Linked DNA regions of Mus musculus: region 1 is linked to region 2. The links are chromatin loops, found by intact Hi-C in ENCODE. Cell type or tissue: left cerebral cortex. All regions are shown on one strand. Each heading gives the region's core, and the rest is flanking DNA. Links, peaks and the distances in the headings are about the cores only. Region 1 overlaps Morn1 (MORN repeat containing 1). Region 2 overlaps Ski (ski sarcoma viral oncogene homolog (avian)).

What was found. A loop is a pair of places that touch in the nucleus more often than their neighbours do. Peaks named below come from ENCODE experiments on the same cell type or tissue, not always from the same donor. Only the 100,000 strongest peaks of a DNase experiment are listed, where the experiment ranks them.
Region 1: a loop joins it to region 2, with 1.8 times the contacts of the local background. A loop is called at or near these places in 1 of 42 quality-filtered maps.

Annotation. Positions count from the first base shown.
Region 1 is chr4:155,113,628-155,129,079 of GRCm38, reverse strand. It overlaps Morn1 (MORN repeat containing 1), which reads right to left. Exons shown (of 14, transcript NM_001081100.1): 11 at 280-401; 12 at 115-197. Among named protein-coding and RNA genes, the nearest start is that of Morn1, 35 kb to the right of the region's middle. In left cerebral cortex, for the core only: a CTCF peak has its summit at 8,875; no DNase peak of the experiment used is centred there.
Region 2 is chr4:155,164,593-155,180,044 of GRCm38, reverse strand. The region is part of intron 1 of Ski (ski sarcoma viral oncogene homolog (avian)); the gene reads left to right. Among named protein-coding and RNA genes, the nearest start is that of Ski, 50 kb to the left of the region's middle. In left cerebral cortex, for the core only: a CTCF peak has its summit at 7,632; DNase peaks (open chromatin) are centred at 6,388, 7,862 and 8,669; H3K4me3 peaks cover 236 bases; H3K27ac peaks cover 2,236 bases.

The DNA of each region.
Region 1 (15,452 bases), core at 6,845-11,844, 53 kb after region 2:
GCCCCTCACCATGGTGCCCTCAGAGAGGCAGGCCTAGAGGCAGCTAAGGTGCCAAAGGTAGGTGACAAAGGCCGGGGCTTGGCTGCGGCAGACCCCAGCTAGTGCACATCTTACCTGTTGGTGCCTTTTAGAGGTTCCTGGGCAGTGGGCAGCACCTCTGGGGAACTTGGGCCACCTTTAGGCCTGCCGAGAGTCTTCTGTGGGTCAGGCAGAAGGAGAGAAAAGGTTCAGAGGAGCCTGGGGTGGTAAAGCAGATCCCCCTATGGCCTCGAGGCCTACCTCCAGCGTGCCGGGCAGGAACAGGTAAGGCTGCATGCCAGGCGGAGGGGCTCCGAGGAGGATGTCCACAAACTCGGCACAGCCGTGGTCCACTTGCTGACAGCAGGGTTTGTGTCTCCTGGCTGGGCGGAAGTTTTACCCGGAAAAATAAAACAGAGAGAGGCCCTGTGAACCCTGAGCAGACGGAGAGTTTCACTGTCATCGGGTGAGTGGACGGGGGGCACGAAGCAGAGCCTGGCTGGGGACAAACCTTTGTCCTGGGTATTTCTCTCAGCTAGCCCAAAAGAGAGAGGAGTGTGGACAGGGAAGTGTGGAGGCTGGGAGATAACTGTGGACACGCAGGGCAGACAAGAGGAGCTTGGATCAGAAGCATGGGCCGGGCAGAGTGGATAGGACAGTGTGTGGAAGGGAGTGTGCGAAGAGGGCTATAGAGCAGGCAGCGTGGGTGGGGCAGCAGAGTGGCAAGGCACGGTCAGAGTGGACAGGTGGTCCTTCCCAAACACATAGCACACCACAGTCCACTTTCCTGTAGGACTAAGCTCCAGGGTCCTTCCAATGGCCCTTATCCTGAAGGTTCTTTATTGGAGAAGAGATGTGACCTCCTAAGAGCCAGAGGTCCAAGATGGTGTCTGTGTGTGTGTGTGTGTGTGTGTGTGTGTGTGTGTGTGTGTAGGGGGACTCTGGCTAGAGCAGGAGCCTCAGATGAGCTACAGAGGAGATGGGGTGTTTCATGAAAGACTTGCACAGCAAAGGCAGGAAGACAAGGGTAGAACAGAGGGCAGTTCGAAGAGGGGGTACAGTTTGGGCCAGCATCATTAAGGGTGCTGAGATGCCTTAAGACAATGTCTCTTTGAGGAAAAGGGGTCTTCAGATAGGAAGACTCTGGCCGGCTCCTTGGTGGGACTAGGCTGAGTGGGGGAGCATCTTTCATCTCTGTGTTAGACAGGGCCCTGGGGCCAGAGACATTAATGTCCCTTCCCCAGAGCCCCGGTTTGCAAGAGCTGGGCCTCTGAAATATCTCCAGATTACAGGTGGGAGAATTATTTCTCTCAGAGGTGTATTAATTTTGTCTTATGGTGCACTAATAAAAACCTTTTTCTTATGCAAGGGCATTTCTGAGCTAACGTCCTTCCCCGCAGCTCTGTGCCTTGCACCACTGATGTCCTGGGCAGTGACTGGGAACCGCAATGCTGACAACGTGGTTTCTAGCTCTCTGTACACTGGAGGACCATGTGGGCTGTGCTCTGCCACCTCCTTCAGAGCAAGTTCCAGGACAGCCAGGGTTACAGAGAAACTGGGTCTTGAAAAAAAACAAAGAAAACAAACAAAGAAAAGGAGCAACTTTTGGCATTAAGATCCCAGCTCTGTCTTCATATCTCAGAGGCTTGTGCACAGTTAGGGTGACTGCTGGGTGGCCCTGTACGTCAGGCTCTGACTGGCCATGTACTGGTTCTAGGGAGTGGAGTAGTGTACAGACCCAGCAGGATCTGATGGGTCCAAGGCTATGAATGTCTGCACCCCTCGGGCTAGGAGGTTCTGGTCACACAGCTAAAGGACTTCTCCAGAAGTCACAGCGGCCAGCTGGCACCTCCAGAGCAGCTGCTCAGTGCCGCTCATCTGATGACCTCCCTGCTGCCATGTTGTTGCTGGAAACTGCAAGTTCAGACAAGATGAACGGTAGCCATGACAACAGGACATTCCCATTACTGATGCTAACCACAATGCTTCATGGGAAGGATGACATGGAGTCCAGCTCCTCAGTCTACACAGGGTTGGCACTTGAGGCCGTCTGGATGTGTGGCAGACCTCTCCCTGCCCCAAGAAAGGCTGCCTGGTAGGCCACAACACTTGTTACAAGTCAGAGAGGCCTTCACTTCCTGCCTTTGCCTCTTTGATCCTTGGGGCATAACAGACTGCTGCCTCAACAGGCCTTTGCTCTGCAGGGATGGTGTTCAGGCAGGCCACCCAAGGTCCTCAGCTGCTCCCCCTATACTAACCCTGTGCGTATCTGGTGGGAGCTCTTAGAGGAGGGGTGACTCATGGCTGAGGAAAGGGGAGAGAGGCACCCACAAGTATGCGGTTTCCCTGGAGGAAAGGGGCCACTTGGCAGGACTGCCAGCTGGAGGCCTTGCTGGTTGCTCTTAGAAGTGTGAGGTGAAGCTGACTGACAGTTCAGCTGCCCAGGAACATGTATGCTTCTGTCCATGGCTTGTCCACGGCGGATGAGGACCCAGGTTTCATAAGAACACAGTCAGTACCCTCTGCACCCAGGCTTCAGGGGACTGTCACCTGTCCCTCTGTACCCAGGTTTTGGGGGACTGTCACCTGTCCCTCTGTGCCCTGGCTTCAGGGGACTGTCAGTTGTCCCTCTGTACCCAAACTCAAGGGGAGGGGGGACTGTCACCTGTCCCTCTGCACCCAGGCTTCGGGGGGACAGTCACCTGTCCTGACTGTCACCTGTCCTACCCCATCATCACTGGCTACTGCCCAGCCCCACACCACACCAGGCCCTGCTGCGGGTACCCCTCACTTAAGTTGGTCTCTGTTCTTCTGAGCAGACCCCCTTCTCTCTCTTCTTGAGTGTCACATTCATTCAGCGCAGCCCCAACTCCTTACCCCTGGGAGAGCAGATACACAGTTTCCTGCAATAGACACACACTGTCCCAGGATATCCACATAGTACAGCCACAAGCACTTGAGCCTCTAGACACAACTCCTGTCCTCCCCCTTAACAGAGAAACAGCCTTTGTCCAGTCCCGTGTCCCCACTCTTCTCACTATTCTGCTCCCTGGGCAACTCTGGAGCCTTGTGCTTGAGCCCAGGCTGTGATGGTCCCACCTGGGCTCTCTGTCCCCAGGCTGCCCTGGAACTCACTTCTCACCCCTGCCCCCAGCATAAGACTGGTTCAGACAGAGCAACCCCCTCCTCAATCCTCAGACTGAGCCCTTCCCCTCTGCACCCTGAGGCTACCCATTCTTCAGATAGCCCTAGAGTCCCTCTCACCAGCCACCTCTTGTGTCCCCAGGGCTTGGTGTTCCCTTCCCATCATGCTACACAGACTGTTGCAGGTAACACCTGGGGATGTCCTGACCAGTTTTGCCCCAGCTGCCGGGAATCTCTCTGGTTGTGGTGTGTCCCTCTTACTCAGTTCACCCTGGGGCAACCACTTCACCTGTGTCCACCCAGTCTGCAAACGTGGTCCATAAGAGAGATAAGGCAAAAGCCTCCTCAAGGCTTAAGATCTTACTGCCGAGGAGTGATAAGCCACTGAGCTGTTATCAGATAGGGGAACAGTGCTGTCAATAGGAGTGTCTGCCTTCCAGCCTTGGACAGCTTCGGGTGGGGGCGGGGAGAGGGGCAGGGAGTCAGTCACTTGCAGGAGAGGTATTACAACACTTTACGCCACGCCATCCCTGCAGCTGAGAGACCACCCTGGGCTGTGGGGTTGGGGTTCTCACTTTCACCAGTTCTGGGGCAAGGGTTTTACAGCAGATACTTTGTAGCTACCGAGTGCTATGGATATTTCTGCTACATTTGTAGCTACCTAGCCTTATGGATATTTCTGCTACATTTTTGGAGGCTCCTCTGCCCTGGAGCTACATCTGCTTACCTCCCCCAATCCAAGGGCCCAGGGATGGGATTCTTAATCTTTGGAAACCAACCCTAAGGCCTGCCAGTGCTGGTGGCAATTATGACTTTATCAGCAAGATAAAGGTTGCTGGACCACCTCAAGGGAGGGGGCTGGAGTCAGGGAAGAGGCTCTGCTAGGGATCAGAGCAGGCAGCCTGACCTCTCTGTGAAGGAAATACCAATTAATTATCTTTTTTACAGGCAAACCAATTAGACTCCCTAATCACCTGTGTAGGACACGGAGGCAGAAGGCAGAGAAACTGCAGGAATAAACAAGACGGAGAGGACAGGCCTCACCGTGAAACAGCCGCCCTGGGCCCAGGGCTCGCCAAGAGGAGCACAGGCCCAAGGCTGAGATATTTTCTTTGTTTAAGTGAATTAAAAAACTCAAATGTTACTAGCCCCGAGGGGACAGAGTGGGCTCGCCTGGAGGTGACCAGACACAGGGCATTAGTCTTCCTTGTGCACTCCATTAGCCAAGGAACAGTGCAGGGCCTGGGTAAGTTAGCGGCGGTAGGGTTCCCATCAAAAGGACACCTAGAGGAGTTGTGCATCCCACCAAGGGCCAGACAGGCACCCTGGGTTTTGACAACCGCCCAGGTGTCCAGGTGAGGGCTTCTGTGCCGTCAGTATGGCTGCCCTGATCATCGAGGGATGCTCTTGTTCTTTTGGCCTGGCTGTGGCTGGAGCTAACCTGGAGGGTCTGCCATCTGCTGACAGAGGTTCCACCCCTAGAGCAGTGGGCAGCAGTGCCTGATTTCTATCCAGTCTCTGCACGGGCCTCCCTAGCACGCAGCCCTCTAGCTCTCAGATTCCTTAGTTAGCTTTCCACGGGCCAGCAATCACGTGCGGCACCCGGAGGCTTCCAGGACCAGAGTCTGATTAAGCACTTCTTACACAGCTTGCACACACCCAGGGATCACCCACTGCCCCCTTTACAAGTGGGGGAACAGGCCCAGGCACACAGGGCCACAGGGCCCCGAGTGCCCCACTGCTCTGCAGGTGACCTGCCCTATGGGTTGTTCTTACTTCCGGCTGGGCTGAGGAATGGTTTACAATGTCTCTCACAGTCTCCAGCTGGTGGCACTGTTTTGGGAGGTTGAAGAAACTCTGAAGGGAATCAGGTCACTGGGGCATAGATTTGAAGGTTATATCAGGTCACTGGAGCATAGATGTGAAAGTTCTATCAGGCCTCTAATCTACTCTGTGGTTTCTGTCCATCAAGAAGTGAAGATGGAGGTAGGTGAGCTGGCTCAGTGGGTAAAGAACTTGCTGAACAAGCCTGAGGACTTGAGTTTGGATGCCCAGTGCAGTAAAAGCTGTGTACAAGCACCTCCGGCTCCGCCTGCCACCACCACACACTAATATATGGAAAGACCACCTACCTCAGTTATGTGTTCCTGCTGCTACAACATCTTGCCTAAGTGCATGGGGCCAATTGGCCATGGATGGAAACCCTGAAAACCATGAGCCAAAATAAAACTTTGTTCCTCTGAGTTGCCTGTGTTGGATGCTGTGTCATAATGGACCAGAAGTCACTACTACAGGTCATCTGTCTGGTCACTAAGGTGGAACTGTCTCAGTTTTGGAGGGCCAATGTCTGTGTCTGCATGCCACATGACCCCTCCTGAGGCTATACTATTTGACCTGGGGCTAGGGGGCCTAGATGGAGAATCATCTGTGTAAATGGCTATTTAATGTGTAGGAAAATACACGCCAGTATCTAGCTTCACCCCTGCCCTGCTCCCTCTCCCCATAGGCCAGTTTTTGATGTTTTTTTTCTTTTTGAGATTTTATTATTTAATGTGTTATGGTATTTGCCTGCATGTTTGCCTATGTACCACATGCATGTCTGATGCTCGAGGGGGCAGGAGAGGCAAAGGGGCCATGAGGTGCTGTGGCTGCGCAGAGCCCATCCTTACTGCACTCAACACTTGTCTCCCAGGAGGGACCCAGTGTGGTCTCCCTGCGTTCCTGAAGCACAGAGAGTGGAACTTATCCTTACCTACGGCCCTGTTTCCCATACTCTGAGTGTTTTTCAAGAGCTTGCCTTGGGACCCAGAGTGTGAACACTGGAGTGACTTTCCTGCTTGAGTTCTTCATGGTGGCTTTAAAAAAAAAAAAAAAAAGGGCAGGGTTTCATTCTATAGCCCAGGTGGTCTAGAGCTATGGAGCACTGGCCAGCCTTGAAATCCGATTTCAACCTCCCAAGTGCTGAGGTAAAAGGCACGAGCCCCTGCCTGCCCATGTGACTTTTTTTAATTTTTTTTTTTCTGAAGAGCCCACGCTCTGTGCCACGCCTAAGCTGGTTGGAAACTCCTTTGTGAAACTCGCAGCCTCAGGCACGCGGCTGTTCCATGCCTGCCTCTGGAGCTCTGTGTCAGAACTGCCTTGGAACAGGGAAGCCGGCGGGCTGCTGCTGGCAAGCTTCCAAGACTTGGGCTAATTCGAGGTTCTTTCTGAGTCTGTTTCTGACACCCCCGCCCACTCCTCGCCTTCAGGAGGCTCTCCCCAGCCAAGCTGTTTGTATACAGTCAAACAGCAAGGCTGGGCCACTGGGACGGGAGCAGGCCCTGTGGGGATGCTGGAAGGGCCCCAGGCCAGGAGGAGCTAGTATGGGGGTCCCAGGTGCCTGCTTATGTGAGGTTCCTGATCACATTTCATCTGCAGGCAGCTCGCTCTGCTCAGAAGCGGCAGCTGTCTGGGGCAGCCGGTTGGTTAGCAAGAGCAGAAAAGCAGGCAGCAAAGCCAGCCCAGATACAAGTTTGGGTGTCCACTAAGCCCTCCTGAAACTTTGCCTCATGCTAAGTGGCTTGTAGCCTGGAGTATGAGACCCTTACGACCCTGGGCTGACTGGATACTCACAGTCCTGGAGCGAGCAGAGACTGACTGGAGAGCCCTGGGTCAAGGCCACAGATGAACAGCGCTCTGATCACGGGATTAGGAATGGCTAGGGTTCCCACTCTGTCCAACCTCATGCCAGCACTCAAAGAGAGCAGAGAGGCTAGGTGACAAGGGGTGCTGGCTATGGGGAGTAGCAGGCAAGAAGGGGCCACGAGGTCAGTATTGCAGCTGTTCTCCTTGACTTGGCTTCTCTCTCACTTCCTTCCTCTCTGTTCCTGAAGCTGGGTTAACACAGCATATACCTTAGGAGGCTGAGGCAGGGGAATCTCTTATGAGTTTAAGGCCAGCCTGGTCTACACGATTGAGTTCAGGACAGCCAGGACTTCACAGACCCTGTTTTGTTTTATTTTGTTTTTGTTTTTTGAGACAGGGTTTCTCTGTATAGCTCTGCCTGTCCTGGAACTTGCTCCGCGTAGACCAGGGTGGCTTCATACTCATAGACCCCCCCTCCCCCCACCGCCTCTTCCTCTTGAATGTTGGGATTAAAGGCATGCTCCACCACCACCTGCCTCATAGATCCTATCTAAAAAATTAAAAATGAAATGCAATAAAACTGGCCTCAAGGCTGATCAGGATGCAGGCAACCTTGCTACTTGTCTGGTGGGAGGGCTTTAGAATGGCCTAGAATCATAGGAGACTGCGATCTCAGCCCTGCGGGTCTCCTGAGACAGCAGGCATGAGACTGTAAGGCCTGGGGCAGTAGGGAGCTACTGTTCCCATGGAGACAGACCCTGGTCTGGAGATCTCTGCTTGTCCCTGCTGCCTCTACCAAGGTCCTCCATGGAGCAGACCATACTTACTTTCTCAGCCCCGCCCAGCCCCGGAATGGTTTCTGCATTGGCACAGTCAGCAGAAGATGACAGCAGAGTCAGCAGGGCCACCCGTGCAGTGACCGTACATGTGACTATCTACCATTCAAGATGCAATGCTTCCAGTGCAGATGGGGCCATCTGAGAGGGCCACTGCCCCAGGCCACTCACTGCCTTGACTTGCTGCCCCAGAAGACCTGTACCACGGTAGAGCATGCCACCACCTCCTTTCTGGCAGTGGTGGGGAGGCCTCCTGGTTCTGAGAGCTAGGGGGACTCAGATGTCCAGCTCAAAACAGAACAGTGGAGCCAAAGGTAGATGGGAAGAACCAGGCTTCTTTAAGGCTGCCCAGCTGCCCACGGTCCTACTGTGGACCATGGCTACAGAGGCCAGTGAGCTTCCTCATGCTTGGGCGGATGGGCACAAAAGGGCTGCAAAGGTGCTGCTCAAACCTGCCCAGCAACTGCAGGCTCTGTTAGGAAACTGCAGGCAGGAGGGGAGGAAACTGCAGGCTGTTAGGAAACTGCAGGTAGGAGGGGAGGAAGGTCTTTTCTTTCTTTACTCATAAAAGCTATTGGGGAGCGAGGGGTGTGGCTCAGTGGTATTTGTGTGCTGGTATTTGCAAGGCTCTGGCTTCCATCCCTAGTACAGCAAAAGTCCATCAAGATAAAGCGTCTCAGTTCTACAGACAGCTGTAGACACAGCCGATATCAGGGCCTGCAATTACCCTAAGGTTTCCCAACCTTCCACTGCAACTCACAGAGCACCTGTCCATGACAGGAGCTCAAGGCCAGAGACCGTGGCCTCTTCCTGACTGCTGTGACCCTGGGACTTATGAAAGTTCCAGGCTACGCCCTCTGGGGAAAGTCTGTCTGTCACAGGTCCTATTATAGTTAGAGGCAGACTGTGAGTTTTTGGCAAAAGTGGCCTCAGGTCTGCTCCCATTCTTGAGTGGAACGGATGTTCTGTGAAATTACTAAGGGTCCACTCTGGGGTTTGGTGACAGTGACAGCTTCCAAGCTCTACTGGGCTCCACTATTTCTTTCCCTTGGACTCTGCAGGGTTTTATGGGGCTCCAAGGCCACATAAAATGCCACATGCCATTAGCCTTCCATGATATCCCAGATATGCTTCTTCTAGATTCAGGCACACTACTCAGTGGCCTCTAATTCGGGGTCGTTCTTCATTTTAACGCCCAGTTGTCTCAGGCTGGCCTGCAGTGCCTGCCCCATGTGGCTGGAGCGCCCACCTCTGGCAGACACTCTTACTGGTTCACCTCCCATCCAGCTCTGCCGGGCCTCACCTCTAGACAGGTTCTCATGAAGCCAGTGTGAGAGCCTCCAGCACCGGGTGCTGGGCCTGCTCTCTGCTCTTGCGGTGGGGGCTGCTCACAGGCCCAGCTGTTTGTACACAGGTACACAGGTCCACATCCAGTCTACATTTGCCTATAATTCAGGTGCTGTACTCAAACGCCCTTTGGCTTCTGAGGGTCTCATTTTCCATATCTGACCCCTTGCCTCAGGGCTCTCAAGGCAGGGACTCTCTGGATCTACTCTAGCCATGCAGTGAGCCTTCTTTATGCCACTTAGGCTCTCTCTTCCGTGCTCACAGGGGCCCCAGATCCCAGATATGTCCTCATTATGAAGACTTAAAAATTTTAGGATTGGGGGCTAGAGAGATGGCTCAGCCGTTAAGAGTACTGACTGCTCTTCCAAAGGTCCTGAGTTCAAATCCCAGCAACCACATGGTGGCTCACAACCATCCGTAATGAGGTCTGACTCCCTCTTCTGGAGTGTCTGAAGACAGCTATAGTGTACTCAAATGTATTAAATAAATAAATTGTTTATTATAAAAAAAAAAAAAAATTTTAGGATTGATTGGCTTAGGACAGAGAGGGAACCTCTGGGGCAGGTGAGATAGCTCAGCAGGTAGAGGCCTGCTGCTAAGCCTGAGTTTGATCCCCTGGAACCATAGAGTGGAAGGAAAGAACCAACGCTGGATAGCTGGGCTCTGACTTCCACATCTATGCCACAGCATGAACACGTCTTCTTCCCATAAATAAAGACAAAAATAGAATTAAACCCCTTTTTATATGTGAAAAGAGAGAACCTGTGAGAACTAAGAAGCCCTAGGAGAGGGAGACAGTGATAGAGATTTAACTTTACTCAAGAGAAAAACAGAACGAAGTCACGCTGAAGGGGCAGCTGAGTCTTGGGGGTGGGGGAGAGCAGAGGTGTCCTCCCCCTCCACCCTGCCTGCATGTCAAACAGCAGGCTGAAGTTACTCAGGGTTAACAAGAGGGGACCCTGCACACAAGCCCTCTGTGTGTCTGCATAGACTGGCATCTGAGCAAACTTCCACTTCCATCGCTGCCTTGGTATGGGAAACAATACATATTTTTATATTATATTTTTCCGGGACTTTCCCTCTATATAATAATTTGTTACAAAAGAATTTATAGTACAAACTTCACTTTAGAAATATGGCTCTCTTGGGCTATTCTGCGGTAATTAACCACAGACAATTAATATTAAAATGCAGTGTCACCCTGCGAGGCGATGAAAATTTCCAGAAATTCTCTGCTAGACATTACGCCACTTTATTGGCAAGACTGAATTAGTGACAAAAGGGCACCTTGGTTTTTAAAATTGCCATACAGTAACAGTTGATTCTTCACAGATCAAATTCAATGAATACTCAAAATCATTTATCCAACACATGAAAAAGAGAGACCATTCAGACCAATTGGAAACATGCAGCAGGATGGTTTTGTGCATGAGTGACAGAGAGAGATGTGGGGCAGAGAGAGAGAGAGAGAGAGAGAGAGAGAGGAGAGAAATCTGACCTCTTACTGCAATGGCTCTTCTAAGTTCCCAAAGCTAATTTGCAAGGGATTGTCTGAGCCACAGGGCCCAGAGCCCACCTCTCCATCCTGCAATCAGCAGCCTGCACCCACCGTGTCCACCCGCAATCATCCGCACCTGCCGCATGAGTCAATGGGCCCAAATTGCGGGGCGCGGCAGACGCCCCACCGAGAACAAGGAACACAAAGGGCTCTGCGCTTCAAGCTGTGGGTGGGAATTACAAAAGGTTAAGAGACTAAATATAAAAAGCCCTTTGAATATAAAATCAATGTGCTTTGTTGCTAAAATCTGGGTGCTGTAATTTATCCAAAATAGGACTTGCAATATCTGGCAATAATCCACGCCTAGGAATTGTCGGTTCTGCTCATCGAAATGCAAATAGTCTACTGGAAACTTAAAAACAATTGAAACAACTGAAATATTTCATACCAACAGAATAATGAAATACCATATTTTGCAATTACCTATTACTGACTTTAGGGCTCCCGACGCAGAGCGTATTGTCTCTCTTCGTTTTATTGTTTGTGAAAGTGGAAACGTGAGTTTTTAGAGGGTTTGTTTCCTGAATTGTCTGGAATCCCAGACCAAGGAAACCTGAGACCCTGAGTCCCAGTTGGAGGCACAGTGGGCCAAGGCCAGGGATGCCTCAGAGTAGTGGCCTCAATGACCTGGTAGCTGGCACATGCTTAGAAAACCTTAAGAAGTCTACCTACAGGTGGGGATAAAATGGCTGTCTGACTCCAGTCTCCGTGGGCAGCAAGCTCTCTGGGGAATCAGTAGCCGCCACCCAGGGACAACGCCTCCTGAAGCCCCTCCTGCCAGCTGTGTCTAGTTCCCTCTCACCAGGCCACTGTGTCACATGTAAGCCTGTTATCTTTTAGTCCAGAGGAACTGAGGGGAGGTTGGGGGCACCACTTGTCTGTAGAGGGGCAGGGCTGTTCCTACCTTGGGAGATGGGACTCCCTCTACCAATGGCTGCTGGCCTCAGGCTTTGGGAACACATTGAAACACTGTAATTGCTTTAAAGTGTGTGCTGCCTCCCGCTCTGCTGTAGTTTCAGGTCTGACTCATGTGTGCTCTGTGTTTCACCCACAGTCTCCTTCTCTGCTCCACCTCAGGGCAGCCTGACCTCCAGGCTGGTTTGCTCCAAACAGAAACCCCTTGGCACCCAACGGTGTGAAACGGAAGGTTGGGTGAACATGCTGTCCTCTAGGGAGTACATGGTGGGAGTGGGCTAGGTGGCTTGTTCCCCTCACTCTCACATCAATGACCCCAAGCAGAGACTGCTGGTCAACCTGGAAAACTGCATATTCGAAGTCAGCTGAGGCCATTGTGGCCCTTTCTACGCTCCCTGCTGCTTTGGCAGAAGCAGCCGCCTGGCCTGCTCACTACCAGTGCTATTACAGCCACAAGCCCGTTGTCATCATAGCCCCGCGGTCTGGGGTGTTAGAGGCTGGGCTGCAGGGCTTTGGGAGTCACAATGGGACAAGCCTTTGTCACAGGTCCAGAGTCTGTGCCTAAAGTGGTGACGGGGAGCGTCTCCGATATCCACCTGTGTACGCAGCATGGATGGTGTACCTTGATGGAATTTCTACTTGCCCAGTGTCCAGTTTCCCCTTCTTCTCTAACAATGGAGCCTAATCTTTGTTGGCACACTATGCTTATCTCTATGTGACAGATATGTGGCTATATGATTGAGTTCTGCCCCTCATATGTTCTCCTTCCTGTTTAATAAGATTTAGCATGATGTCAGAAGCGTCTAGGATCACGCCATGGTAAACAAAAATGACATAGAGCAGAATAAAAGACAGGGAGCCAGGGCTCCATGGCTGGTGACAGACTGCCCCTGCCCCTGGCTTCTGTATGAGGAAGAAGCAAACACCAGTGGAGAGGAAGTTACTACTGTGTTGTTTGGTAACAGCAGCCGTATCTCACCCTGAGCACTCATCTGGCTCACAGCAAAGCTGTATTTGTCGGGAGTGGGGGGGAGGGATGAGACCCACCCTTGTCTCTGGCTGTGTGCGTGGCTTCTTCTTGTGGTGTCTTATGTGCCCTAAGGCGTCTCAGCGAGAACAAGAGCCGTGAAGCTGCCCATCCCCATCACGCGGCCTTCACACAGTTAATGTCTCCTGACTGAGCTCTGTGGGCTCGTCTCTGCCTTGCTCCTTGGTGACTTGTCTAGAGGTAAGTGGACACTTCCTGAGATGACCAAACACAGAGTCAGGACCTCCTGTCCACAGGGCCCATGGGACCCGGCCCCTTCCCGTCCAGCATAGGAAGCGGCTCTGAGCTCTCGCTGCCCCTTGGTCCCTCACATAGCATTCAAAACCACAGGGCCGGAGGTGGCCTCACAGGCCCTTGGCAAGGATCTGCCTAGAAGGGAGAATGCTGGCACCAGGGACCCAGGGAGAGAACAAAGGCATGCCAGGGACAAGAGCAAGATGATCAGTTTCTGTTTGTTTGTTAGTTTTTAAATACTCAAGTCCACTCTAAGGACACAGTCCCTGGTCCACTTTCCCTTTATACAATAAAACTGCTTTGGCTGGAATCTCTAGGCACAGCTTGGCACTTCTGTGTAGGGCTTGCCTTCTAGCTCCTTGTCACAGGTTGAGGCATGCCTTCCCGGATGCCTCCTTCCTGCCAACCCAGAGAGGGGGCTCTAGGGGCAGCCCCAGATGTGGGAGAAGCCAGGCCCCTGGCAGCCCAGGCTGTGTTCTAAGCTGCGACATTCAGGCTTCTCAGCTACAGGGGCGCTCATTGCGTGGTGGAGGGTTTCTTTTTCAGACCTTGCTCTTGCCCAGGACAGTTAAGCTTCTGGAGTGACTTAAAGGCTTTGCAGAAAGTCTAGGGAGGAGATGCAAGTGGTCAGTGGGCTCCTCCACTCTCTGAAGAGCTCCAGGCCAGACTAGGAAACTGGAGATGCTAGGTGGGGGCCCTGAAAGTTCTGCTGGGACCACTGGGGCAGAGCAGTCAGGGTGTCTTTGTCACTGGGTATAAGGCAGACTAACAGGAGAGAGTACCTGGAAAGAAAAGGCAGCTTTGGATGGTATGCTGATATCAAGCAGGAAAACTAGCTTAACTGGATCGAAGTTTGAAAATGAGTAGTACAGTAAATCTGTCTAGATGGATCACAGAAATGAAGGGTAAGTCTGAAGGATGGCACGCACTCCAAGGGTGTGCTCTACTTTGTCACCACTGGCAGGGCTGGGCTGGGGGACAGGTGAGGGGAGCACAGCCGCCTCTCCTGGGCTCCTGCTGTCCCTCTTGGCTTGAGCCTTTGCACTTTCCTGCCAGAGATCTGGGTCCATCACACGCAAATGGAAGAATGCAGAAGGATGGAAGGAGCTGTAAAGAGCAGAGCACTGTCTCTGCTCGGTCCTGGAGCCCCTGGGGGCTGACAGACTCCTGCAGAAGGATGGAAATTCATGGGCCCTTGCCTGGAGAACAGCTCAGCTCCCAGTGGGATCCAAGGGCCTGAAACTGCCTACTGGGGCCAATTCTGGACCCTTTACCCTATCTGTTGTGACAGATAGGCAGACAGAGCAAAGAACAAAGATTTACCCATTTCATGAGACTCTTGGGCAAGGAAGTTTTAAGGAAGGTAGAAATAGGTAGAAAGCTATTTTCTGGACCCTTGGTCTGCTACCTTGGTTCGGTCTATTTAAGTGCGCCTATCTCACCTAGCCCTCCTATACACGGTGAGGGGTAGGATGGTCGTACACGTGGCCTGTGGAGGTTGGTGACCTCATTTTACAGAATCAGCAGAGTCCAGTTAGACAAACGGAAAAGGCATCCAGGCTCTCACAGCCGGGTCCAGGGGTGCTGGACAGCCCCCCAGGAGCTCCTAACGGGGAGCAGTGACCAGGGGTGTAGTCAGAGTGTTTGCCTAGAATGACCAAGGTCAATATCAGACTTCAGGTATCAGATTCAAAGCTTCGTGGTTCTTCTGAAAGGAGACTCATACTTTTTGTGATTTCTGGGTGCCCTGAGACCCCAAGGTGACAAACACCTCACAGGTCTCACGTCGAACCTGGCCTTGGCTCCTATGTTAATCCTGAGTGTGCTGGGGTCCCTGGGACCCTTGGTAAGTAAGCTTGGCTCCTGTGTTAACCCTGAGTGTGCTGCAGACCCCTGTGCCCCCGTGTAACCTCTTCTTAGATTGTCCTATGATAATATCACATAGACTCTGAGCTACACTGGGAAGCTGCCTGCAGGAGACAGGGTAGGCACTTTTCAGCAGCATAGAACAAGTTCTGAATTCTGGGGCCTGGTTTTCATTGAGACAGCAGTACTTGGCTCTGAAAATCTCTCAGAGCAGAAGGCGTGGCGCCCAGTGAGTATTTTTATGCAGAAATATGAGAACTATTCTGCCAATGCAGCATGAAATTGCTCCTATGACTGAGGTGGAGACAGACGAAGGGGGAGATGGACTAAGCTGCCTCCTGGGGTTCACTGGATCTGCCAGGCCCCCAGGCCAAATCAGCATGGCTTCTGTTCATGGGTACACAGGGTCTGCTTGGCCTCTGGAGCCCGTAGCTTGCTCATAAGGAAAGAGTACGAGCCCCACCCCAGGCTTTGTGTCTCTGTGGGGGGTCTGCAGCCTTTGCTGCTTCTCAAGATGGCTGTCTGGACAATCCTCTCGTCAGAGATGTTGCTGACCTGGCAGGATTTCTGGGGAATACCCCAAGGTGTGTGCTGCCCAGACTTTGACCTTTCACCGCACCATTCTCCTTTTTTGTCCTTCCTCTACCCTGTGAATAACAAAACTGCAGAGAGCACAAGCCATCAGCAATTGTCAGGAGTGTCGTGGAGGGCCATGGGGCCCAGAAGCCTTGGCATGAACCCAAGAAGGCTCGGGAGAGCATAGGCACCACAACAGGTAGGACAGCCTGTGACACTGTGACAAGCCAGGTAGGACAGTCTGTGACACTGTGACAAGCCAGATGAGTGAGGTCTGCTGGGGGGG
Region 2 (15,452 bases), core at 4,987-9,986:
AGAAATCCACCTGCGTCTGCCTCCCAGGTGCTGGGATTAAAGGCGTGCGCCACCAGGCCAGGCTATGATGCACAGTTCTGTTGGCGGGAGCACATTCGTTTTGAGCCAGAATGACCCCTGCCTATCAACCTTCCAGAAAATGCCCCCCACCCTCACCCCCACCCCCATGCACACCACCACGAGAGCTGGACTAACTCTCAGTTCATGGTGTGGAAGGGGGAAGACGGAACATTGCCTCTGGCTTTGCTGAACCCCCGAACCACCCTGCAGACCAGCATGCTGTGGAGTCATGTGTCTTGCCCATTTGAACCCACTCCTGACTCCAGATGAGGGCAAGCTCTGTTCGAGGGAAGCGGCTTAATTGGAGAATGGATGACTTGGAAAAAGCAGAACTTTATTTCTGTTCGTTTTGGAGGCTTGAGCTTGATGAAAAGGAGCCTGTGCACACGCCATGTGTGTAATGCAGAGTGGTGGGCCAGGGGCACACTCTCTGCTCCACCAGTTCGAAGCCCTGGTTCTTCCTCCCACCACAGACTCTGTATGGGCAGGATGTGGCTGGTCTTTGGTCAGATACTGGGCAGTGAGTAGCCAGTGACTAGCCAACTCCTGCAGGCATCCTGTTTTGTGCACATCTTTGCCTTGACTACAGTGATCACTCTGGAAACCTGTTGGCCTCCGGTGTGCCTTAGTGAAGGGAGAGAAACCAGAATGGAAGAAGCAGTGGGAGAGGGCTCTGCCTCTCTGCTGGGTAGAGGCCACCCTCTCTCCATGATGTGTGTCCCTTCTGTCTGTCTCTGGCCATCTCATCCTCCCTTAGTAACCACTTCCTTCCCAGCCCAGCTCTGCAAGTCCCACCCACTCGTGTGTGGCTGCCTGGCTTCCCTTCCTGCTCCTAATGGTTCTCTCCTTGATTTTTGATTTGCCTCTCTTTGGGGTTGCCAAGAATGCCGGGGGGGAGCTAGGGGGTGGGGTGGAGTGGGGGGCACAGGAAGTGTCTCCTTTCCCATGACTCCACTCCAGCTTTGGGGAAGGGACAAACAGAAGAAAGCAGGAAAGGGGAGGCATGGAGGTGGCTAGGGCACTTCTTGGGCAGGCGTTTTTCTCTCTCTATCTCATACTGGGCACAAGACAGCTTAGCTTCCAGTTTCTCTGCTCAGATGTGCTTTAAGACAGTCCATGGGTCCCTATGCTTAGACATCTCCAGCTTCAGGACTGGAGTTTGGATATTCATGGGTTTAGATATTCTACTCAGTGTGCTCGGGTCCTGACCATGAAGAAGTTGAGTAGGAGAAATGTCTCAGTGGTTAAGAGCGCTGGCTGCTCTTCCAGTGGAACCTGGGTTGGTATCCCAACACCCGTGTGGTGGCTGACGCAGTTTATAACTCCAGTCTAAGGACATCTGACTCTGCCACAGGCACTGCATGCCCGCAGTTCACAGACACATGCAGGCAAAACACCCGTGCATATTTTAAAAAAGAAGTTGAACAGCTGCCACAACAGTTCTGAGCTGCTTGCAGTCCTGAGGGCCATTGCCCTGTATTGTGTCTGTTTCTATGGAGAAAAAAACAACGTGGGCGTCAGTTGGGGGAAGGGGGGGAGGAGGCGGAGGAAGCAAAGCAGACTGCTGGGTGTGGGTGGTACTAGCTGTTCCTCCTCTTCCTGGTGAGGCAGGAAAGGGGCTTCAGAACTGCTGTCCACAAGGCCTGTTACTCAGGTCCAGGCTAAATGCCATGTGGGGAGGTGCTGTGCCCGTGGCACTTCCTGTGTCACCTTCCACTGAAATAGGGGCTTGGATCTGCCTGCTCTCTATTCCCATCCCCCATTTTGGGAATGCAACTCCTTCAAAAGAAGGCTCTGGCAGCTTTGGGTTCTATAAATGCAGGTCCAGACACAGCAGCCTCACTAACCTTGGCTATGGGTTCTCAGGGGACTCTGGAAGTTTACCCTCCCCCTTGGGCCTAGGTAGCCTGTGACAGTGGTTTTATGCTTGTCTTGTTTTGACAGAAATTTAGGGCTTTGCTTCTCTTTGTAAAGATCATCTGAAAGAGATGTGTGCATATGACCTTGATTTGGCAGATGCTGGTGTGCAGGGATCCTATACCTCAGGCTTACTCACTGTCCTCATTGACCTAATGAGACTTGGGAGCGGTGAGTGGACACAGCCTTCAGCTTTGGACTGATCACGTGTATCCTTGGCCACAGGCCCACACTAAGACCCTGGTGAAGGATCAGTATGTATAATGGTTCTAATAACTTGTTTCTTAGGCACCAGTGTAGAGAGACTTGGGGCCATTTTCATAATAAGTCAAAAACTGTTGTTGTTTGTAACTTAAATGAGCAGAGGAAAGGACCTCCTTGTACCCCCAGATAAAGTTCTCTGATCTTGGGCCCATTGGGTATCCTTGGGCCCCATAGGAGCTGTTCACTGAGGGCAGTTTGTATGGCCCAGATATCCGTCTGCTAAATGAATTTCCATCTCTCTTAGCATTGGATAACCTGACATGCATGTGAAGGTGTGAGCAAACCAGCCGAAGACTTTTCCTTTGACTAGAAATTTGTTTCCAGGTTCCTGTAGGCAGTTAGTGTCTGCGAGCCCAGCCTTCCGGCTGAGATTCTCCTGCTTTGTCTCCCGAGAGCCCCGGGTCCAGCGGTGCTGCCTGCTGCGCTGCAGGCCAACACATTCTGACACCTTTGGTTTGAGAGAAAGAAGTTCTGACCTAGTCCTTTAGAGATCTCGCCTCTTGTTCAGTAAACCCTAACCCTGGCAAGTTACTGGTGAGGGGGTCGAGGCATCCATGCTGTGTGGGTGCCTCCTGCTGCACTGGGGTCCTGGCACCACGGAGTGGCCGAGTCAGAAAGCTCATGTCTCCCTGCTGGTCACAGTTGTATCTAGTTAGTAGCGAATGGTAATCAGGAATGTTCTACCATTTGTCCTTGTATGGAGCGAGTGTGAGGTACAGGTGTCAGAACAGTCATTTCCTTTGGGGCCACCAGGACCTTGAACACGTGTAATTGTTTTGTTCTTGAACACCGTGGAGAGCTAACACCATGGTTCCTTCATTGCTTGGTCCTCACACTGTGCAGTCTACTCTCTGGCTCACTGATGGAGCAAGGAACAGCGGGGTAGGATGTGTCTGTCTTGTATCATATCCCATGGCAGGTTTATAGCTGGGACACTGAGTGGATCTGGAAAGTCACCTCGTGTGGATGTTGTGGGCCTTCATGCTTTGCATATCCTACAGTCTGTCTGAAAAGTCTGGCCTTGAGGATGTCGAAAATGCTTGGAAGGACTCACCCCAACCCACCCTGGCTCTCGCCGGGCTCCCATGTCATGGATGCTCAGCACACAATGGCTTGGGATGGCAGGCAATATGAGTATGTGTAGCAGCTCTTCTAGCGTTGAACCCAGTGGTGAGGTGCTTACCACTGACTAAAAGTAATTGCAGAAGCCTGTTTTCTTCTCAGTCCCAGGCACCAAGCTTGGAAGCTTGTGTGTGCCTGGGGCAGGTGTTAGAACAGCCCCCTGTTTGTCCTCATCTGCTTCAGGAGGCTCTGTAGATCCCCAGGGCTGTGGTAATTGGCATTCACTCAGGGCCGCAGAGCTCCTTGCATGGCTGTGCAGGCTCTAGCCCTACCCTGCTCCTCTTCCAGAGCAGACGGAGGCAAAGCCACATGGGGGTGTTTTTATTTAGTCTTTGAAGACAGGAAGGTGTTGGCCCTGGACAGGAAATGTGGCCATGTGTTTTCTCTGGGCAAGAAGATTTCCAATTTAGAGGGAAATGAAAACGGCCAAACATTTTACTCTGGGATGGAGCATCAATGACAATGGGGCAGTGTCTTTGTACACGGTGCTGGGTTCTGGACAAGGGTCCACCTCATCTGCATATTCGTTGTCAAAGGTCTGGGTCTGGCCCTACACAAAAGTCTTTTGGCTGACATCCCCCCACACCCCCCAGCTATCTCTTTCCACAGGAGCACCTTGCCAGGGAGTCTCATGGGACCACCAGTGCAGAGGTCAGGCCACGTCTTTTTGAGAGCTTCTCTGGTACTTGCGGATATATGCTCAGCTATGGATAACTGTTCCCGCAGGTTCCCTTCTTACAGGGTCTTTAGCTATATCCTTAATAAATGACTTTCCTGGATAGCTGGACCTCCCCTGAGTCGGGCACATCAGTCCTCAGCCCTAGTGCATCGTCACACTGCCTCGAGTGCCATTTCTGTAAAGGGCTAGAGACATGATTCAGTGGCTAAGAGCATTTACTGCTCTTGGAGAGGACCTTGGTTCAGTTCCCAGCTCCAACAACCATCCCTAAATCCAGTGTCAGGTGACCCAAAGCATGTTCTGACCTCTGCAGCAGGCATGCACATGGTACACATGTTCTGACCACTGCAGCAGGCACGCACATGGTACACACATAACATGAAGTGAGTAAATCAAACTTGGGGTGGGAGTTTAGTAGGATTTATTTTATGTGCCTGGACCTTTTAAAGGACCCTGTGCCCTTCAGTGTTAGTTGCCTCTTGGAGTTCTGGGACTAGGAGAGAATATAAAAGCCAGCGGAAGCTGAGAGCTGGGGAGTAGAATTCAGGAGTGGCATTGAAGTAGTTCCAGGAGACAGAAGAGTGGGGGGTGGGCGGGCAGTTGGTGACAGGAGAAGCTGAGCTGAGCTGGGCCAGAGAACATATTGTTAGGAGACGTGAGAAGAGAGTATGGAGAATATAAAGGGAAGATCTACAGGAATGGGATTTGAGACAGGCTTTCTCTGTGTGGCCCTGGATGTTATGGAACTCACTTTGTAAACCAACCTAGGCCTGAGCTTAGAGATCCACCTGCCTCTGCCTCCTGAGTGTTGGGATTAAGGGAAAATTGGAAAATTTCCCAGCTCTTGGAAGGCAGAGGCAGGTGGAGCTTTGTGTGTTCCAGCACAGCCAGGGCTATATAGTGAGGCCGACCCCAAACCTACCCCCACCTAAATAGATAGATAGATAGATAGATAGATAGATAGATAGATAGATACGTGCAAGGTAGAGTGTCCCTAAGCTGTGAACGTAACCTATCACCAGCATCTACCTAGGCCTTGTTATTAGAACGATAGGAAAGTTGAGCATAGACTGTACTTTGTATGGATACCTGGTAGGCTGCGGTTGCCCTTCCATTGAGGAGTAAGGAACCTTAGGAGGCCAAGGAACAGAACTAAGTGTCCTCTGAGGTGAAGTGTTGTCCTGAAGAGTCCCTGCCTTCACTCGCCACTGGCACAAAGACCAGGATCCCTTCTGAACCCTAAGATGCTGTGGCTTTGCTCCCTCTTCTGTTCCTTGGCTCACATGAGTTCTAGTTCCTGGAAGGTGGCAGGAAAGCCAGAAGCCCTGGGTCCTAGGGGGCCTGCATGTGGTCCTCAGCAAGCTCTTTCTCCAGCATACCCGTAATTCCTGTGGCTTTGGGATCAACCGAGCTAGCCGTCTTTTCTTTCCACCAGCTGCTGTCTCGCTCTCCTGTCTGCAGCATTTACTGGCTGGCCAGCCTGGGCTATGCATTGTTGTCCATTCCACAGCCCTACAGAAGCGGGGGGGGGGGGGGGGGGGGGACTTGGGGCCTGTGAGAGGAGGGGCAGACTCGCTGTTCACTGGGGCTTGAGATGGGAGGGAACATCTCCCAGCTCAGCAGTGTCCCCCACGTCTCAGGAGAACTAGGGACTTTGCAAAGTCTTACGTGTGACTAACCTTGTCTGTTAGTGTCTGTTAGGATGAGAGTGCATGCTGGGACAGAGCCTGTGAGCTTAGAGGGCAGAGAGAATGACCTAGGGCTGGCAAGTAAGTGGCAGGAGACAGCTGGTTTCAAGATGTAGCTGACAGAACCCCGGGCAGCTCATCGAGGCTCGGGCTGGGTATTGAGTGAGCTGGGTTTAGTGTCGACACTTAAAAGTTCTAAGGACTTGGGTCAGTCTGGTCCTTTCTCAAGCCACGGCTCCTCAGTGCTGCATGTTGTATATGTTTCTGGTTACATGAGATGGGTCAAAACCAGCCTGCCACTTCCAGATGTTAGAGAGGAAGCCGGAATGTGCTGTTAGGGACCAAGTTGGTCAGGCCTTGAGGCCCATTTGCCCTGCTCTGTGCTATTGAGGGCTTGTTGTCGATGTGTAGGGAGTACAGGAGGTGGGAAGGCGAGCCCTCCTGCTGGCCTGCGGAGACTCTGTGATTCTGGTGAGTCCACCTTCCCAGAAGAGCGAACTGCGCCTGCAGTGGCATTCGCCTCCCTCACTTCGTGTCCTCCTCACTGCAGCCTGCAGCCTTTCCTCCAGCCCTAGATGGGAAGGCCTGTTTATCTTGATCAATCTCTGGTGAAGGGGTGGCAGCTGGCCAAGCAGCCATTACAGGCTGCCCCGCCCTTAGCGAGAGTCATCTTGATGGAATGTCTGCTGGGAGCAGCTGAGGGACGCTGGGAAAGAATAGGCCCTTTTGCCCTGCCCCCACCCAGACCAGAGCTCCCAGGCAGGGGCACGCCCACATCGCAGACTGCTGTTGTACCAGTGGCTGGCTGGCTGTCTTTGGGGCTCTGGCCCTTGCATTTTAAGTCTTTTAACAGTTACTTCCCATGTATCATCTAGGGAACATCCTATCTGCTTGGGAGCTAGCTTCATGACTCTCTCCTTCTGAAACAGGTTTGTGAGGAGGCATCAATGCAGTTCCAGAGGGAGCCCTGGAGTTGTGTCCCTACAAAACCAGGATGTATGTTCCAGTAGTGGCTTACTTGGGCCCTCGCTCTTCTCTGCAGGCTTGGCTGGCACGCTAGAGACTTGGCCTTTCCCATCCCATCTCCCCAACCAACCCATGAAAGAAATCCCGTCCCAAGGGTGGGCTCTTGCCGCTTTTTGACAGGTCCAGGTCCATGAAAGGAGCTTATTGTCAGACCCAACTCTCGGGGCTCCTTTTAGAGAGCCGAGGCACTCGCAGATCTCAGCGGGAGCCCGGGAGGGGAAGGATTGCTCAGTGGGTCCTCCCCGGAGGGAGAAAGAAGGCAGGCTCTTGCTGACTCCGTTTCTTTGGAACAGTATTGGGAGAACTAGAGAATGACCTACTTAAGGGAATCAAAGTCAGCCCCCGTAACTGTGCTTGTGCCCCACTGGGGGGCTGGGGCTGCCTTAGGAACCCAGTCTGCCGCCTCGGTAGCACAGTAAGGAGCCAGAAAGTAGGTTAATTTGAGCATGATGAGAGTGTGACTTCGGATGTGTAAAATATTAACGGCGATGGCAAAAATAGAAACTTCTAGAGCTGCGGACTCTCCAGAAAAGACCCGTAGCTCAAGCAGAGCCGGTTCCAGAGTGAGGCAATGTAGGGTTCACCTGTAGAAGACAGAAACCCGCTGTGGAGACCCTAGCTCTGTGTCACCTGTGGGAAGCGTTTGCTTCAACTGTAGTGTTCGGTTCAGGGTTGCCCATGTCTTGGTAGTTTTGCCTAAAGGAGCCCAAGTCCTCACTCCCTCACTGTAAGTCGAGTGACTACATTATTCTGGCTCTGGTCTGCCCTATGAAGGGGGAATGGGACATGATGATTCTCCACTGACTTATTGCTTATTAGTAGGACCTGCTGTGGCTAGACTGGGGTCTGTGGGTTGGCTGTGAGAATTTGGGACTCTGGGCTGCCCCTGGCTGCAATCTGGCCTCTTAACACTAAGGCTACTCCAGTCAGCCCTAGATCATATGGATGTACTCCACAACACATGACTTTTTTTTTTTTTTTTTTAAACCTAGGGCTCACCATTCTCGCTAGACTAGCTGTCCAATGAGCTTCCAGGATCCACCTGTCTCCACCCCACAGCTTTGGGTTTACAGATGCGCGGCACCATGCCCAGCTTTTATGTGGGTGTCAGGCATCCAAACGCAGGTCCTTGTTCTTGAATAGCAAGCACTCTACTCACTGAGCCATCTCCACAGCCCCCGTTGGCTGTCTGACAGGAGCCTTGTGTGAAGTGTAAAGAAAAGAGCTCTGGACCAGGCAGTGGCCAGAGTCAGGCAGGTCCTGGCCATGGGGGAGCCTGCAAGATGCAGCAGTAACCTTGAACCTAGTTGGAGTAGGCTCAGGGCTCAGTGTGGAGTTAGACCTCTTGACTCAGTGGAACAAGGATTATGGACCGTTTGCGTCTGTGTCTGACACTGATCGGATTCTCCTCGTTACATTAAAGAAAGCTTGTGGCAGGGCCCAGTAGAGGGTAGTCAGAGCCGTTGAGCTACAGGCTGGCAGTGGCAAGTCTTGTAATGCTGACTTGGGAGGGCCGTGGAAGACCCACTGACCTACTTTGAAAGAGAGAAGCCAGGAGACAGCACGTCGTAAGCCCAGGGCTTGCCCCATTTTCCTCTGACATTATGGATCCTCTGCACATGGATACCGGCCGCTCAGCTCTCTGCTGTTGTGTCTGTGGCCGACTCCATATTCTCATTTGGTTTCTTCTATTCTACATCTGAACACTTCCTGGGGGAACTAGTTTTTTCTGTTGGCATACCTGGTCTTTCTGGAAATGTCCTTTTTGTTCCTTTCCTGTGTTTCCGTTTAGTGCTCCTCTGTTGACCTGCTCAGTGATGAGGGCTTCCTCTTTCGTGTGCGCATCTTGAGTCTGTCCTGTACTCTAGGCATGGCGAGGCCTTGCGTTTCCTCTGAGACTGGTGTGACAGAAATTTCCAAGTGAACATTTAAAAAATTCTCACAACCTCTGAGTGAGTAAATGCCTCCTACTGGAAGGTGTTGCTGATTTGACGGCCGTAGCAGGTCGTGCTTTACGGGAGTAGAGGGGGAGGCTGGAGAGACAGACAGACAGACCGGGGGTTAGGAATGCGTGCCGCTCTATGGACTGGGTCACTGTGGGCCTGCTAGTGTTGTGGGTGTGGAGCAAGCACTGTGAGCAGAGGGTGCTGCATCCCCATGATGTCCTGTTGTTACCGTGGAGCGATCTCTGGACTAAAGGACACCGTCTGACATTCTGGGCTGTGATGCATGTTAAGGATCTTAGGAGATCCCAGCATGTTGAGTTGCTTTGCAGCTTTACTCCCCGCCCCCCATAACCCCCAGTGCAGCTTCCAGACAGCCAGGATATGATACGTTATTGGGACAGTTAATAACAGGATGTAGAATTTTAAGAAGGGACTATTTTGAAAGTCCAGTATCTTCCTTGTTCAAAGTAGTATACTATGAATAGTTTCCATCTGTTTTACCCTCTAGATGAGAGAAACTCACAAGGTAGACGACAGTTGCACTGATTTTATGAAGGGCCCCCAGCAAGTGACAGAGGATGAGGTTGTCACAAGATATGCAGCTGTCCCCAGAAACCGCACACCCCTGATAGTAGTCCTGACCCTGTATGCCTTTCTGCTCAGTAGTCATTACATACATTTGGAAACCATGGTGGCTACGTATGTAAATGACAGTTCTGGACCTTTATTGTGAGATTTAGAAATCTGAGAATGATGGGAAAAATTTTTCCAATGAAAATTTCTTTTAATAGAACCTTTGGGTGAATAAGTGCTTCTAATTTGAAGAAATTACTGGTTTGAAGTCTATTGTGAATTTGACCTTATGGGGGAAAAGGAGGGCTGGAGACATGGCATAGAGGTTAAAATGCTTGCTGCTTTCACAGAGGACCCAGGTTTGGTTCCCAACAATAAGACATTAGACACTTCTGGCTTCTTTGGGCACGTGTGCATACTCACATACAGATATATACATAATTAAAAATTAATACTTTAAAAACAAGGGTTTTTTTTTGTTTTGTTTTGTTTTTTTCAAGACAGGGTTTCTCTGTATAGCCCCGGCTGTCCTGGAACTCACTTTGTAGACCAGGTTGGCCTCGGACTCAGAAATCCGCCTCCCAAGTGCTGGGATTAAAGGCGTGTGCCACCATGCCCAGCTACAAGAACAAATTTTAAATTGAGCCATTACCAGGAAATATATGTGTTTTACTAAGGTTTTTCATTGAGTCAGATATGGTGGTATACATGAATCCCTGGCCAGCCTGGGCTGCTTCAGAGTACTAAATAATCCTTAGGCCCATGTTTGCCCGTGTGTCAAGAATGTCTATAACTTTCTAAGACCTCCCAGTGCTGGTGCCCAGGTTAGAGTTTTCTTCTTGTGGTTCATTATATGTGGTGGGTCACAGAGGTTCCAGGGGTGGTACAGTGTGGGGCGGGTCCCTGTGGTATTGGCCTGGTATTCAAGTGGGGCAGAGTGGAGAAAGGGCTGCCCTGGGAGAAAGCTGATTGGGGAGATTGGGTACTTGGAACACTGGGGCATGGAGTTCAAGTTTGAGTGAAGGGCAAGGCAGTGGCATAGGCTTGTCCTGACATCAGGACGTGAGCAATAGTAGTCTCTATTAATGGTGCCTGTCCTTGCCTGTGAGTGCTGAGAGCAAGTTTGCCACCCAGGATGGTGGGATTTAGGGACTAGGTGCTGTGAGAGTTGGGTGTTGAGACACCCCCCTACAAGAGGGACACTGCGGCAAACTTGGAGCCCCTGGATGGCCATTTTAGGAGACCTGTGAATATAGCTCTGTCCTAAGGGTTTTGTCTATAGAAGGCAGATGCCTGTGGTAGGACGAGAATCCACCCTGAGTCCCAGTCTTGGCTTGCCTCACTCACATCAGTGCCAGAATATCCTATTACTTTATGTCATGGCGTCTAGTACCCCGTGGTGTGTATATGCCTCTCATGACAAGGACTAGAATGCTCAGGAGAAGTCAGCCACCTGCTCTGAGGGTTCTCTCTTCCTTGTGAGATTGTGTTTTAAAGACCTTGCAAAGAGAGCTCCTGTTGTTCGCTCGCCTACATGTCCTAGTCTGTGATGCAGCCTTGGTGGATGGCGGCAGCGCAGACCTACGCACTCCTGCGGTGCCTTCTTGTGCAGCAGCATCATGGCACCTGGGTTGTTTCTCTGGTGCCACACCTGTGCTGAACTCTGAAGACGGCAGCTCTGTAAACCTCAGCCTTAGGCTTTGGCTTTCCACCAAAAAGTCATGGTCACATTTTTGGGTCTTTTTTAGCACTTTTTTTTTTTTTAATGATAGCATCATCTAACTCTTTTATAAAGTTGTGGCTTTTACCATGTGCCACCATCACCACTATCTCCATTTTCATCACTCCAGTATGAACGCTGGTATCATTAGCTGTCATTCTCTAGTTGCTCCACCCCAGCCACCAGCCACCTCTGATCTAAGTTGTTCCTGTATGTTGCTGTTAGAGACGTTTTGCACAAAGAAAACCATAGAATATGAAGAGGGGTTTTTTTTTTTTTTTTTGGTTTTGTTTTCTTCTATAACTGGCTTTTATCGTTTAACAAGATGTTTTCAGAGGTCATGTGCATTGTGACTGTTGATGCCTCCTTGTGAGGGCGGAGTGGGGTCCCAGGCTGCGGATACACCACTGTTCATCCATGTTTTAGTTCCTATTTCTTGGCTGTTGTGTGTACGCATCCATTCTGTTTCCCGTGGTTCTGGGAGACGGAGCAGGACTGGGATTGCTGGGCCATTCTTGCTAATACCAGTATTGTCCGGGTCTTTAAAACCATGCATGTAGGCACATGTACCACCTCACTGTGCTTTTTAATCAGAAATATCTATCCTGAGACAGTTGTGGGTGGAGGCAGTTGTGAGAAACAGTGCAGAGATTTCCTGCGTGGACCTGGGACTCTCTCAGTGGCAGCACCTTGCAGCAGCGCAGGACGTGCTGCTCAAGCAAGAGATTACTGGTCATTTGGCCCCCCTGGTTTCTTTGTTGGTTGGCTTTTAAATGGTTTTGGAGTTTGGTGCTGGGGAACAAACACGGGGCTTTCTATCGACACATCCTGCCTCCTGCCTACCATTAACTGTGGTTTTCATCCTGGTTGTCCTAGTGGGCATGAGATGGTATCTCATTGTGCCTGCCTTATTACTTACTACCAGGATGTGTTTGGTTGTAGAGGTCACAGACACCAGCCTTGGGTCAGGATGTGGGGAGAGGGTGCAGGACAGCCATGGGCAGTGTCCACCTCTGGTAGGGTAATTGAGGGCTTGGTGCATACTGGGTGAATGAAACTTGTTCTTTGTGGATCTTACATGGGGGTCCTGCTGTGAGCCTGGAACTGAATTGATGCGGACAGTGAGGATACTACCTGGGGCTAGCCCTCCCCAGAATCTGCATGAGACTGACAAGACCCAGGGCTAGGACTGATGCCATCCATAGAAGCCGTTGGCAGGCTGTGATTTGGTAGGAAAAGTACTTGTCCAGTTTGCTAAGTTCTTGGCTAGAGGGTCTATTGTGTTCTCTCCTTGAGAACAGGTATCATCCCTGTGTGCTAAGCTGGCCCTTCTCACTCAGGGGTGGTTAGGCTGTGGCTACAGCTGCCCAGACTTCCTTAGCAGCCTTACTGTAGCCACCTGGAATGGTATGAAAATAGACATAGCTACCTAGGCTGTGTTTGCCATAGTGTGTCCTTTGACACTTGACACACACATAGGCCTTAGAGTCTAAGAGCTGAGCAGGTAACCCATCAAGGTGAAGTACAGTCATTTGGAAATAGATGGCCCTAACCTTGGCTGCTACACACACACACCCTCTACATCAGTGGTTCTCAGTTTGTGGGTTGGAAGACCCTTTCAACAGGGGCCACATATCAGATATTTACATTATGATTTAAAACAGCAAAATGAAAGTTACAAAGTAGCGATGAAAATAATTTTATTGTTCGTGGTCACCACAACATGAAGAACTGTATGTATTACAGAGGTCACAACATCATTGTTGGGAGAGTCACTGCTCTACATGGGACCCTTATTTCAATACCTGTGAGAGGTCTGGAGATAGACATTAGTGTTTGACCATTTGCAGGCACAAAAAGAAGATTATAAGAAGCAGTCACCTGCCCTGTTGGCCACTTGTAGTTTCCTTGGTACACAGATCCCATTCTGGCTCTGTCTGTAGGCTGCACCTCAGGTGCATGTGAACTGTGCCCAGCGTCTCAAAACTCTGGGTAAGACGTTGCATCTTACTGCGTCGGGGTCCTTTGTGGGGCTGATACCCCTGGTGTGTCACCCCAGGTGCTGCCCACCATCTTCCTCTCCAAGTGCTTCAGACACATCCATCACGGGATTAATGTATTTCTACACTTACCGTAACCTTCCCAGTGGCTCTCTGCTGAGTCTTGCCAGACACAACTGGCGTTTCCCACCCCAGAGCTGTTTTCTGGTGGTGCTGTTGGATACTGTCCTTTGGGATCCATGTCAGGGTCAAAAGTAGAGTTTCCCAAGGCTCGGCCCACCAGACCTTGCAAAGCATTCAAGCTCAGGAGAGGTGTGTTTGAAGCATGCCTGGCTCAGCCTCACTGCTTTCTGTTAGGAAGCTACTGTCAACGAGCAACTCCCCTGGAATATGCAGGAGCTGCTTGTTCTTGGACACAAGCATAGGTTAGCCCTGTCCACCATCGCTGAGTTACTTCCAACCCTGGTGTACCATGGAGGTCCCAACCCTGAGGGGTAGCCAGGTGTATGGCCTCTGACTTTGGTAAAGTTGCTTGACGTTGTCTCTGGCTCCAGAATTGAGGTAACATCAAAATATCCTATTAAAGGTTTGCCCCCACTAAGGAGATCATGGACTCCCAGATGGCTCACATATGTTGCTCTTTGGGCCTGGGTGTGGACTATCTTTGTATAAATGACAAACCCCAGTGGCCAGGAGGTTTGAGGTAGTCATCAACAACATCACAACACTGGCAGAAGTTGCCAACCAGAGGGACCACAGGTCGACTGCTAATGTAACCTCTGAGGGTCCTTATGCATCTAGCAGAATGTCAGCTGGGCCCAGTCTATCTCAGTGTATCTATGTGTAGGCATCCAGGCCCTGACACCCTCAGGCAGAGACTACCTGCCTGTGCCATGATACTTAGTTGGGTCTTGGCATCTAGTGAATCTTCTATATGTGTGGCAACTCCTACCAGGGCAGACAAGGTGAAACCTCCTTTTTTTTTGCTCTAGGGTGTTGGCATCTCCTTGTATCTGGCTCTAGAATCTGGAAGAGAACAGCCAGCACTTTGTCCACAGTGAGCCAGAGTCTTAAGAGAGATGCAACTCACTTTCCCTCCCTCCCTCCCTCCCTCTCTCCCTCCCTCATTTCCTTCCTCCTTTCCAATTTGGGAAGGGACCTGGAGAGATTGCTTGGTGATTAGGAATTCATCGTTTGCTCTTGCAGACGACCTGAATTCTATCTCTAATGCCCACATGTGGTTCACAACTGCCCATAACTGCAGTGCCAGAGGCTCCAGTAGACACACACATAATAAACACATGCAAGTAGAGTGCTTAGCCAAGGGGTGGTGGAGCACGACTTTAATCCCAGCAAGCTGCAGGCAGAGGCAGGCACATCTTTTAGTTTAAGGCCGGTGAGTTCCAGGATACACAGAGAAATCCTGTTTTGAAAACAACAACAACAACAACAACAAAATAATTATTCATATAAAATGAAATAACTTCCCAAAGTATAGTTTTAGAGACTTACTTGTTTTAATTTGTGATGTGTTTAAATGCTTTGCCTGCACATACATCTACATACCCACCATGTGCATTCCTGGGGCTGGAAAAAGTCAGAAGAGGACGTTTGATCCTGTGGAACCTGAGTTCCAGATGACTGTGAACCCCTCTGTGGGTGCTGTGAATAAAACCCAAGTCTTCAGCAACAGCAGCAAATGCTCTTAACCACCGAGACATTTTTTTATGTTTGTATGTTTACATGTATATATGTTTGTGGGCCATGCCATGTGTGTGACTAGTACCCATGAAGGCCAGAAGAGGGCATCAGTTCCCTAAAACTGGCATTGGAGATGGTTGTGAGTCACCTTGTGAGTGCTGGGAACCAAATCCAAGTCCTCTGAAAGAACAGCCAGGGCTTTTACCCACTGAGCCATCTCTTTAGCTCAAGGGATGTATAGACAGCATTTCTGAGGGCTTCTAAATAGGTGGGTATTAATTACATGATGTCCCCACAGCAGAGCTGGCTCATACCTGGGAAGGCTGTTCCTGTCACAAGCCAATTCCGAGTCCCTTCCTGTCATTGCCCTTTAGTCCTCAAGGCTGGCACACGCTGCACAGGGAATGCTTAGAGTGAGGCAACGAGACCTCACAGACTTCTCCCGGATGACTGTGGCCCTTTCCATGCACAGAGAGCGGGGCCTAGCCTGCCTTATTGCTGTTGGCAGCTGTTGAGTTTGGGTGTTCCCTCATAATCCATCCTGTTGTATTTGTGTGTTTAAGGGCGTAAGTGACAAGAGACCCTGGCACTAGATAGGCTGAGAGCCTGGCTGGAATCAGGCCAGCCTCATTTCCTGACACTTGTTCCTTCTGTTGGCCTTTCCTGCCTCTGTCATTTGGAAGCTTGCCTGGGTTCCGCCCTGTGGTGTGGGTACTGTCTGCATTGTCAGGGACATACAGCAGAGTCCCTGTGTTC